Regions from separate parts of the Homo sapiens genome. Here all the other regions are linked to region 1. A link is a contact called in ENCODE Hi-C or POLR2A ChIA-PET data. All regions are on one chromosome and are shown on one strand. The core of a region is the stretch at or near the end of the contact, and the rest is flanking DNA. Distances in the headings are between cores, read along the strand shown.

What was found. Hi-C counts contacts between places; a loop is a spot of excess contacts on that map. ChIA-PET counts read pairs that join two places held with the same protein, here RNA polymerase II (POLR2A). Pooled maps may share reads with other maps.
Region 2: a loop to region 1 is called in a map of endothelial cell of umbilical vein, with 3 times the contacts of the local background. The contact joins the promoter of LINC01931 here to the promoter of RND3 in region 1. A Hi-C loop is called at or near these places in 1 of 168 maps with a recorded cell type or tissue (endothelial cell of umbilical vein). POLR2A ChIA-PET finds 5 or more read pairs at or near these places in 1 of 52 experiments (PC-9).
Region 3: a loop to region 1 is called in a map of endothelial cell of umbilical vein, with 5 times the contacts of the local background. The contact joins the enhancer-like site here to the promoter of RND3 in region 1. A Hi-C loop is called at or near these places in 1 of 168 maps with a recorded cell type or tissue (endothelial cell of umbilical vein) and 2 of 50 pooled maps. POLR2A ChIA-PET finds 5 or more read pairs at or near these places in 3 of 52 experiments (A549, BJ and H1).

Annotation. Positions count from the first base shown.
Region 1 is chr2:150,486,264-150,489,210 of GRCh38, reverse strand. It overlaps RND3 (Rho family GTPase 3), which reads left to right and starts at 1,544. Exons shown (of 6, transcript NM_005168.5): 1 at 1,544-1,662; 2 at 1,756-1,943; 3 at 2,430-2,517. The coding sequence starts at 1,794.
Region 2 is chr2:149,857,432-149,860,442 of GRCh38, reverse strand. LINC01931 (long intergenic non-protein coding RNA 1931) reads left to right here and starts at 1,252. Exons shown (of 5, transcript NR_145421.1): 1 at 1,252-1,400; 2 at 1,840-2,992.
Region 3 is chr2:149,646,743-149,649,724 of GRCh38, reverse strand. The region is part of intron 1 of MMADHC-DT (MMADHC divergent transcript); the gene reads right to left. Among named protein-coding and RNA genes, the nearest start is that of MMADHC, 60 kb to the right of the region's middle. Within about 2 kb of position 1,289, at least 4 of the 41 ENCODE cell types and tissues checked have a DNase peak (open chromatin) inside an H3K27ac peak, as active enhancers do; they include endothelial cell of umbilical vein, where a contact is called at or near this core.

The sequences.
Region 1 (2,947 bases), core at 295-2,794:
CTGGGATTTTTAAATGTTTGTAACATTAGTGTGCTTGGCGAATCTTCAGTGAGTGATGTGGGTACAGTGTCGCCCTCACTAATTGGGCCATGGCACCCTTTGTGTCAGGAGGGAACTAAAGCTCAGAAGAACAAACATTGGCAAAGGCTGCTCTAGGAACCCTAGCAGGGCCAGCAACCCGCTTCTCTGTGGGTCAACCCTCCCCTTGTGTAAACACAGACCCACCGATGGAGTCTGAGTCAATGATCTTTGAGGGGGCTCCAATTTTCTCAGCCCCAAATAGGACATCATTCCTGGATCCCCTAGGCTTCAGGGGCCCTACCAGTCCACTACTTACATCAGTGCTTTTGACAACTCTTCATTGTGCCTTTTCACTTCCCATGTTAAACTTTCTGATTTGTTTGTTTTCACCTTATCTTCTCATTTACAAGCCTAGGAGTCTCCACAGGGGACCATATAAGCTGGTTTTGGCCAGTGTGCTACTACATTGTAACAATTGAAACCTCCTGAGCATTTAGGGTGCAGGAGCTGAAGATGAGAAAAAGAAAGACTTCTCATAGAAAAAGAACAAATGTGCGGGCTATTCTGGTCCTTTCTAAGATTTTTGCTTGCGGGGAAGAGTTGGAGGGCTAGGGAGATGGATGTGGAGGAGGACAGAAGAGAGGGTGGAGGGTTGTATCTGCATTTTTCAGCTAAAGATGTTTGTGCCTTCTGAGTCCAGTCTAGGGTGCTTTGATTCCGGGAAGATGGAGGCTATAGATAAAGAATTAATAGTATCAAAATCTGCCCCCCCACCAGTCCCCTCACTGCAAATGTGGGGAGGTGCAACTAAGCTGACAAGTGTTTGGGTCCCTAGCGCAGTAGGGTTGAGTTTCCAATGGCCTTTGTCACTCAGTCATGGGCATCTTCCACTTCTCTTTCTTCTCCCCTCCCACCTCCTGTACCCACCCCTCGAAACCTTTCTGCCTCCACTTGTACGACTGAAACTGACAGGTTTCAGAAGCCAGTCTACTACCGTGACCCAGGCAAGCCTGTTCTTGCATCTGGAATAAAGAGGCTGATCTATTGGTCCATGGCCTATGTACCTGATACAAACCATTAAAAAAAAAAATAGAACCACTCAACTATTCTCCACCCAAGATTTGCTTCCTATGTTTTATCACTGTCCTTTAACTTGGGTGGGAAATGTTTTTGTTTTCATAAATGCTCATGAGGCTTCTACAGATAAGCCCCTATTAAACTATATTTAAAGGGATTGTAGTTCAAATCAGTATGCACAGATACCAGTTTCCCACCTTGCCCTGTGGACTTGTCAGCAAAGCATCTTTGGGATCTTCATGTTGTCTAAGAGCCTTGGTCTAAAATAGATCCCGAATGGGCACCCTAGAGGGCGCACTGCTTACATTTTCGGCATGCAACGCCAACAGCGCTCGCTCCCAGGCTCCATAAAAGGGGAGGAGGCAGATCAGTTTCCTCCTCTCATTGAGAAAGAAGAGGATTGGAAGGCCGGGCGTATAAAGCCGCGCAGAGAGCGTGAAACAAAGCAGTCGGCTCGGAATTGGACTTGGGAGGCGCGGTGAGGAGTCAGGCTTAAAACTTGTTGGAGGGGAGTAACCAGCCTGCTCCTCTCGCTCTCCTCCTCGTCTGCGCCGCGTTTCAGAGGTTGCCCATCAGCCTTGTGATTTATTTTTATATCTGCTTTTTATAAAGAGAGAAATATATATATATATATATATTTTTTTTTTTCTTCTTAAGAGAAAATTCCTGTTCCAAGAGAAAATAAGGCAACATCAATGAAGGAGAGAAGAGCCAGCCAGAAATTATCCAGCAAATCTATCATGGATCCTAATCAGAACGTGAAATGCAAGATAGTTGTGGTGGGAGACAGTCAGTGTGGAAAAACTGCGCTGCTCCATGTCTTCGCCAAGGACTGCTTCCCCGAGGTGAGTGTGGCCGGCCGCGGCTTCCACGAGGGGGTCGGCCAGTGGGATCCCAGTCCCGAGGTGGGCCTCCCCGCTTTCATCCGTTTTCCCTTAAAAAAAAAAAAAAAGAAAAAAAAAAGTCTTTCTCGGTCCTTACTACTTTCCCCTGATTAGACTGCGGGGAAAGGGAAAGTGCGCTGGAAGCTTTTAGGGTTGGGACGCGCCTGCACATGGGCTGGTTAGCTCCTGAAACTTGTTCGTTCCTGTGTGCATAACCTGGGGTTGGGAGATTCGGGTCAGCAGATCTGTGAGAGCCGGGTGGGGTGAGTGGGGAGTAGGACAGGGGTTTCGGAAAGGGTCCATGTGCTTAGTGTGTGGTCTGATGTGTGAAGGTTTTCTTTCTTAACTGGGGAGCGGGGAGGGGAAGGGTGTTCAATGGGTGTCGTGCGTTTAAACGTAACCTCTTTGCCCTCTTTCCTTCCTCTTTTGCCCATTTTGTCTATCCAGAATTACGTTCCTACAGTGTTTGAGAATTACACGGCCAGTTTTGAAATCGACACACAAAGAATAGAGTTGAGCCTGTGGGACACTTCGGGTAAGAGTGGGAGGACCGCGTGGCGCTTGGGGCGGGTTTCCAGTCGCTGGGGGATGCGCGGCGGGTCTCGGGAAACCGCGCGCTACAAGCCGTCTGCGCCCCTCCCAAGGGATTCCCACGGTCCCTGTTGGGCGAAAATTGTATCCCTTCTGGGTGGGGGCGGCAGACGACAGCGTGGACGAGGAGATAGCAGTGGGGAGAGGAGAGCGCTGTGTGCCCGCAGGGTGACCCCGCGGTTGGAGCCACTAGTGGCCAGGCGCAGTCCGCCCGCGGAGTCGTGGTCAAGTCGCCTTGGGTCGGCCGAGGTGGCCCGATACTGTGGGGTGTTGCATGGGCGCTGCGTGCGCCTCGGCGGAACCACCCGGCTCAAGGCGGGCGCCCCTCCTAGATCTAACCTGCTGGTTGGCGGGGAGGCGGGGAGCGCCGCGGG
Region 2 (3,011 bases), core at 3-2,502, 630 kb after region 1:
GAACATAGTCCTAACCACCAGGCCCTGCAACACATTGTGGAGAACTCCATCAACTAAAGTGATTGTAGGACTCATAACCTTGATGTCACGAGTGGAAAGAAAGACTTGTTACAGGTCAAGATTGTATCACCCTAAAGTAGAGACATGCTTCAGGGTGGATATATACAGGTTTGTGCATTTGGTGTGGAGTGATTCAGCCAAAGAATTTACCCCAAAACAAGGTTATACATTGAATAAATATGAACATCTAGGTTTGCCTTAACTATAGCCAATAACACAAAGTAAAACCAAACAACAACAAAATACCAAACACACAATGTTTTCTGGCTAAGCAGAAATTCATGGGCAGAAGCCAAAGACAAAGAGACTTACAAGGTAAAAATCAAAACCGACACCTTAAAATGTGCAAGTCCTGTTTGGCTCATCCAACTTGAACAAAGCCACTGTCTGATATCAATCTAAATATCTACAACATGTTTTGATACTTATAAAAATGGGATTATGAAAATATACCACTGACTAAAATTGAACCTAATACGCTAAGATGTTGCCATTTTCTAATAATCTTCAAACAACAAAACAACCAAAGAAATGTCGTTGAGTCACCATAACTTTAAATAAGTATCATTTTAGAATCACTGGGATGGAAACAACTGTGAAAAATACCCTTTGAAATAAACAGCCCTCACTGAAGCCTGAAAGATCCGCTGTGGGCTTTTTATTTCTTAAGAAAGGTTATATTTTATTAATAATATTTTTATGTGATTCTAAAAAACTTTCTCAATGTTGACTCCTCTCTGCAAACATCTGCCTTCACTTTGCAGAACTAGTCACATTCCCATTACTAGTGCTCACCCATGAGGGGCAAACACTTTACTTTTGATGAGCGACAGTTTCAACACCCATATTAGGCAAAAGGGCATTTCTCACGAGAAAAACAGGCTGCTTGTTTGACAAACGGCTATTTGTGAGGTCGCCTTCTGTTTAATGATCCCATAGCAAGGCAGATGTTGGAGAGGGAAGTTCGAGAATCCTTCTAAACCAGATGCACTTTGGGTTACTTCCTCTGCTTGATTCCAAAACAGCTGAACAGAATAAAACAAAAGAGGAAATGGGGACACCCAAACTGAACATTATGACTCTTTCAGCAATAGCCTTTAGAAACCCTCTCAGGATACTGTGACATCACAGAGATGTGTCATCTTCTTATAGAATTTTGCTCCAAAAGCAGGATTTATACCATTTCTAAATGCAATTAATGCTGAAACACAGCTAGCATACATAGCAATAACTTAGGCAAAAAGGCAACACTCAAGCAAAATCCTTCCTGGAATTAAAATCCTGTTATTAGGTCAACCAACTTTTCTTTTAACTAACTAAATAAACAACAGCAAGACATGGTAAGCTTTGACTCAGAGAAAAAGATTCTGGATTGACTCTCGGAAGCTTCCTGTTTCAATTCCAGCTCTGTAAGACTTTGGGTGATCTTTCTAAATTTACTTCCTTCCTCTTAATCTTAGTATTATCATGCATTTAAAGAAGAGCATTGGACTTGATGACACTTACGAATAAGTTTCTGGACATCTGTGTCCAGTGTCATATGAACAAATGAAATTAATACATTCAGATTTCACTTATCATTTTTACTCATTTCTTACCAATAGTCCCTCTTTTTTCAGTAATCCTTACCTCAGTTTAAAATGCCAACAATTGCCCTGTTTCCATAGCCAGAAATCTGCTAGTCATCTTCTTCTTTTCTATTTTTGGTAATACAGTGCTTCCTTAAGTGGTTCTATATAGTTTCACTACATTTTTTTTTTTTTTTTTTTTTTTTTGCAGAAACCTAGACCTATAAGTTTAGTACCTGAATCTCTTGCTGATTCATGCATTTCTATTAATCTTCTCAGTCAGATGTTTAGCTCAGATCTGTCCTCTTATCCAAGCTTTTCCAAGAGTCTCCTAGCTACACTTCTGGCATCATGTTACACCCTACAATCCAGCTCTTCACAGTCTCCTGACTTCTTTTTAAAAGTTGCATACTATATATACATCTCTCTCTTGCTTAACATTCCTCAGTTATTCCCTAGTGGACACAGAATAAAGTCTAGCTTCTTAGCATGTTACTTGGGCTCCTTCAGTGCCAGTCCCCACAAATTCCTCACTCATCTTGCAGAAGCTCCCAGTTTTCAATATTCTCCTAAATGCTGTGGAACCTCTGTCTATGCAGGATTCTAAAGATGAGGAAAATTAGTCCCTTAAGACTCAGCTTAAGCATTGCCCCTTGTGCCTTTACTGTTAGTTTGCCCCTCTGTTCTTAAGAGTTTATTCCTGGCATTGCTCTTAAGGGAAGGAAGTTTGGCAGGGCCAAGAGTCCTAAACGTTAGACCTTTCTCTCTAAACACTAACAACATTAAAACTCCATTCAAGAAGGAGCAAAAGAAGCCATCATCTAGAAACAATGTTGATAACCACAGTTCCTGAACTTGGGCTTGTTAAAAGACTTTATCTCCATGAGTATACTGAAACACATATTTAGTTTATCTCCTATTATCAAGAAAGAAATATTAAAACTTCACTGTTGAGGATCACTCTGAATATGAAAGTGCTCAAGACAATCAATCAGGTCTCGAGATCTAGAAATTAGTATAAGTACTGAGTGCTAGGGGAAAAAAATTATACTCTTCAAACTACATCCCTGGGAGTGTTAGTGATGTCATAATTCACTGAGGATCTAGAAACTACAGGATGGATACTTATAAAAGATAAGGGAAGTATAGTGCATAGGTTGCTGAGAGGTGGAGAGAAAGTTGCTTACTTTTCCTGAGCCTCAACTTTCTGAAAACATAGAAACACAATTAGATGATGAGTTATGAGGTGAAGGAGGGGATGACTCAGCAGCAATGTGCCAGCTCCATAGTGACTTCTCCACCAAGCTGGAGAAGGATTTGCAGCAATGGTTCCAGAACCAACTGTGTGTATCTACAGGATGAAGGTAAGTAGGGCGGCTATAC
Region 3 (2,982 bases), core at 40-2,539, 840 kb after region 1:
TATAGATAATATGTAAATGAATGAGAATGGTTGTGTTCCAATAAAACTTTAGGTGACAAGACAGATTTGGCCCACAGGCTGTAGTTTGCTGACATCTGCTCTACTAGTAAAAAAGGTATTCTAGGGTTTGCTTATTGTTGTTGTTGTTGGTGGTGGTGGTGGTGGTGGTGGTGGTGGTGTTTTCTTTGGTTTAACCCTTTGCAATGCAGAGTAAAGCTTATCTCAATAAATGCACAGATTCTAAGTGTGGGGATGTAGACCCATCTCCCACTCTGGCAACATCCCTGCTTTAAGTCAGGGAAGCAATACTTCTACTTCCTAGTGAAGTGATAGGGAAGATGTTTCTGTCAGAAAAAGAGATATCTGTCAGTGTCACAAAGTTACTCACTCTAAAACCCACATGTACAAAGAAAATCTACATCATTATTTGGGTTACAACTGCCTGGATCATCTTCTTAAAGCCTGTTAGTAACAGGAAGAAGTTAACATTTAGTTCAATCCAATAACCTTATGATATTTTAAGCACTTTTTAAAAATAAAGTGTAATCTCTTTAGGTAGAAAGCACTTCGTTGATTAGATTCCTAGCCTCCTACCCCAGTTTCGCACCAAGATTGCTATCTAAAGCTTTAGGGCTTTAGGGATAAAGAAGTCCTCATATCCATACAGTGTCCTCTATGTCCCCTGGTCTCTTCAGCAATGTTGCTTGTCTTCTCAGTTGCTATTCATCTTGCTGGAATTCACAGATAATGGGAGGCTCCGGTGAAGAGCTGGTTTTTCTCCGCCCAGTGGTTTGAAACCAGCTGTTCAGCCTCATCTCTGATTCAGCCTCATCTCAGCTTTCCATGACACTACACATCCCTCTAAATGTCTCCACAGTTTCCATCCAGTTCCAAGGCCTGGGTTGTCAGCTCTCAGCTCTGCTGAAGGGTGACTCACTCCTTGTGACTCTGGTTAGTGTGTCTGCTGATATTCAACTTATCTGCCTTTCATATCCTCTCCACTCAGGGCCACACAGGAATCCGGTTTGCACAACCACACAATACACAGAAATGCAATGTCTTAGGAAAGCTGTACTCCAGCAGTCCCTCAGCTTATCCATGCTGCCCCATTGAGTTTATTGGGTGAGAGAGGAACCTGCTAGGAAGCTGAATCCCATGATTTCTCCTGTTTGGTTCTAACAGTGGAGGAAAAAAATGATCCTGACATCTACTTTCCTCTACCTCTCTGTGACTCACTCCTCTCTCCCTGTCCTTCCATTATATCTGCCTTCTACAATGGGTCTGAAGTTTTTGTTGTTGTTCTTGTATCTCTGCCAGGTTTTGGTATCAGGATGATGCTGGCCTCTTAAAATGAGTTAGTGAGGAGTCCTTCCTTTTCAATTGTTTGGAATAGTTTCAGAAGAAAGGGTATCAGCTCCTCCTTGTACCTCTGGTAGAATTCAGCTGTAAATCCGTCTGGTCCTGGGCTTTTTTTGTTGGTAGGCTATTTATTACTGCCTCAATTTCAGAACTTGTTATTGACCTATTCAGGGATTCAGCCTCTTCCTGGTTCCATCTTGGGAAGGTGTATGTATCCAGGAATTTATCCATTTCTTCTAGATTTTCTAGTTCATTTGCATAGAGGTATTTATAGTATTCCCTGGTGGTTGTTTGTATTTCTGTGGGATCAGTGATGCTATCCTCTATATCATTTTTCATTTCATGAATGAGATCCATGGATAGTGCCAACCGCCTAGTCAGGCCCAATGAGAGAACATGGGTACCTCAGTTGAAGATGCAGAGTTCACTTGCCATTTTCATTCTTTTCAGTGGAAGCCACAGACTTGAGCTGTTTCTATTCGGCCATTTTGGCTGCTTCCCCTGTTTCTTCTCCTTTTTTCCCCCTTTTAGGAGACTGGGTCTTGCTATGTTGTCCAGACTATAGTGCAATGGCTACTCACAGGTATGATCATAGTGTACTACAACCCTGAACTCCTGGGCTCAAGCAATCCTCCTGCCTCAGCTTCCCAAGTAGCTGGGACTGTGCCTGACTAATGCTAAAATTTTAAATAACTTCTAATTCTTTATGACTATTGCTTTGCTAAACACATCAAGTACCAGCTCCTCCTGCCCTGCTTGTGATGTTAAGCTTCCTGTATCCTTGTGAGGAAAAAGGCTGATAGGAAACATGACTTTCTGGATGATGAAGTGATTCATTCAACTTCCAGTCTAAAAACATTGGGTGTTGGAAAACTAAAATCTACATTTCCCAGAACCCTTGCAGGTAGGTTCTGGATGAGATCTGGCCTCTGCCTATCAAATGTGCTGACACAAAATTTTGGTTCACACTGACCTGCCTGGGGAGAGAGGCAGAGTGCAAGGCATTCATTTTTCCAGCAAGAACCATGGAAAGGAAAGTATGTTCTAGAGCTGACAGTTATAGAAGTAGCTCTCTGATTTGGTAACTTCTTCATGGTAAATTATAAGAGGTAATAAGGTTCTGGAGTTGGCAGCTGCAACTTCCTAATCAAGCAGGGGAATCAGCTCCCTGGGCAGTCTAGGGACTTTTGAAATCATACCTGGAAGTTGTTTCACTCTTCCCCAAAATTCTTTAAGCTGTCTTCACACTCAATAAATCCTTTGTGCTTAAACTAGTTAGACTAAAAATTCATTTTCTGTGGCTAAAAATCCTTATTAGTATAAGTGTGTGTGAATGATGTGGGGCTAATGTCAAATACTTCAATTTGATTTGGAAAGTATTGCCCCATCATGTCTACTTTGTGAGGCCAGTGTGAGCTTAGCATGCACTGGGTGGTTGGTGTTTCTCTTCTGGGTGAGATTAGGAGGAAAATATCATTCTTGTTTGTTTGTTTGGTTTCGTTTTTGAGATGGAGTCTCGCTCTGTCACCCAGGCTGGAGTGCAGTGGGCGATCTCGGCCCACTCAAGCTCCGCCTCCCAGGTTCACGCCATTCTCCTGCCTCAGCCTCTGGAGTAGCTGGGAC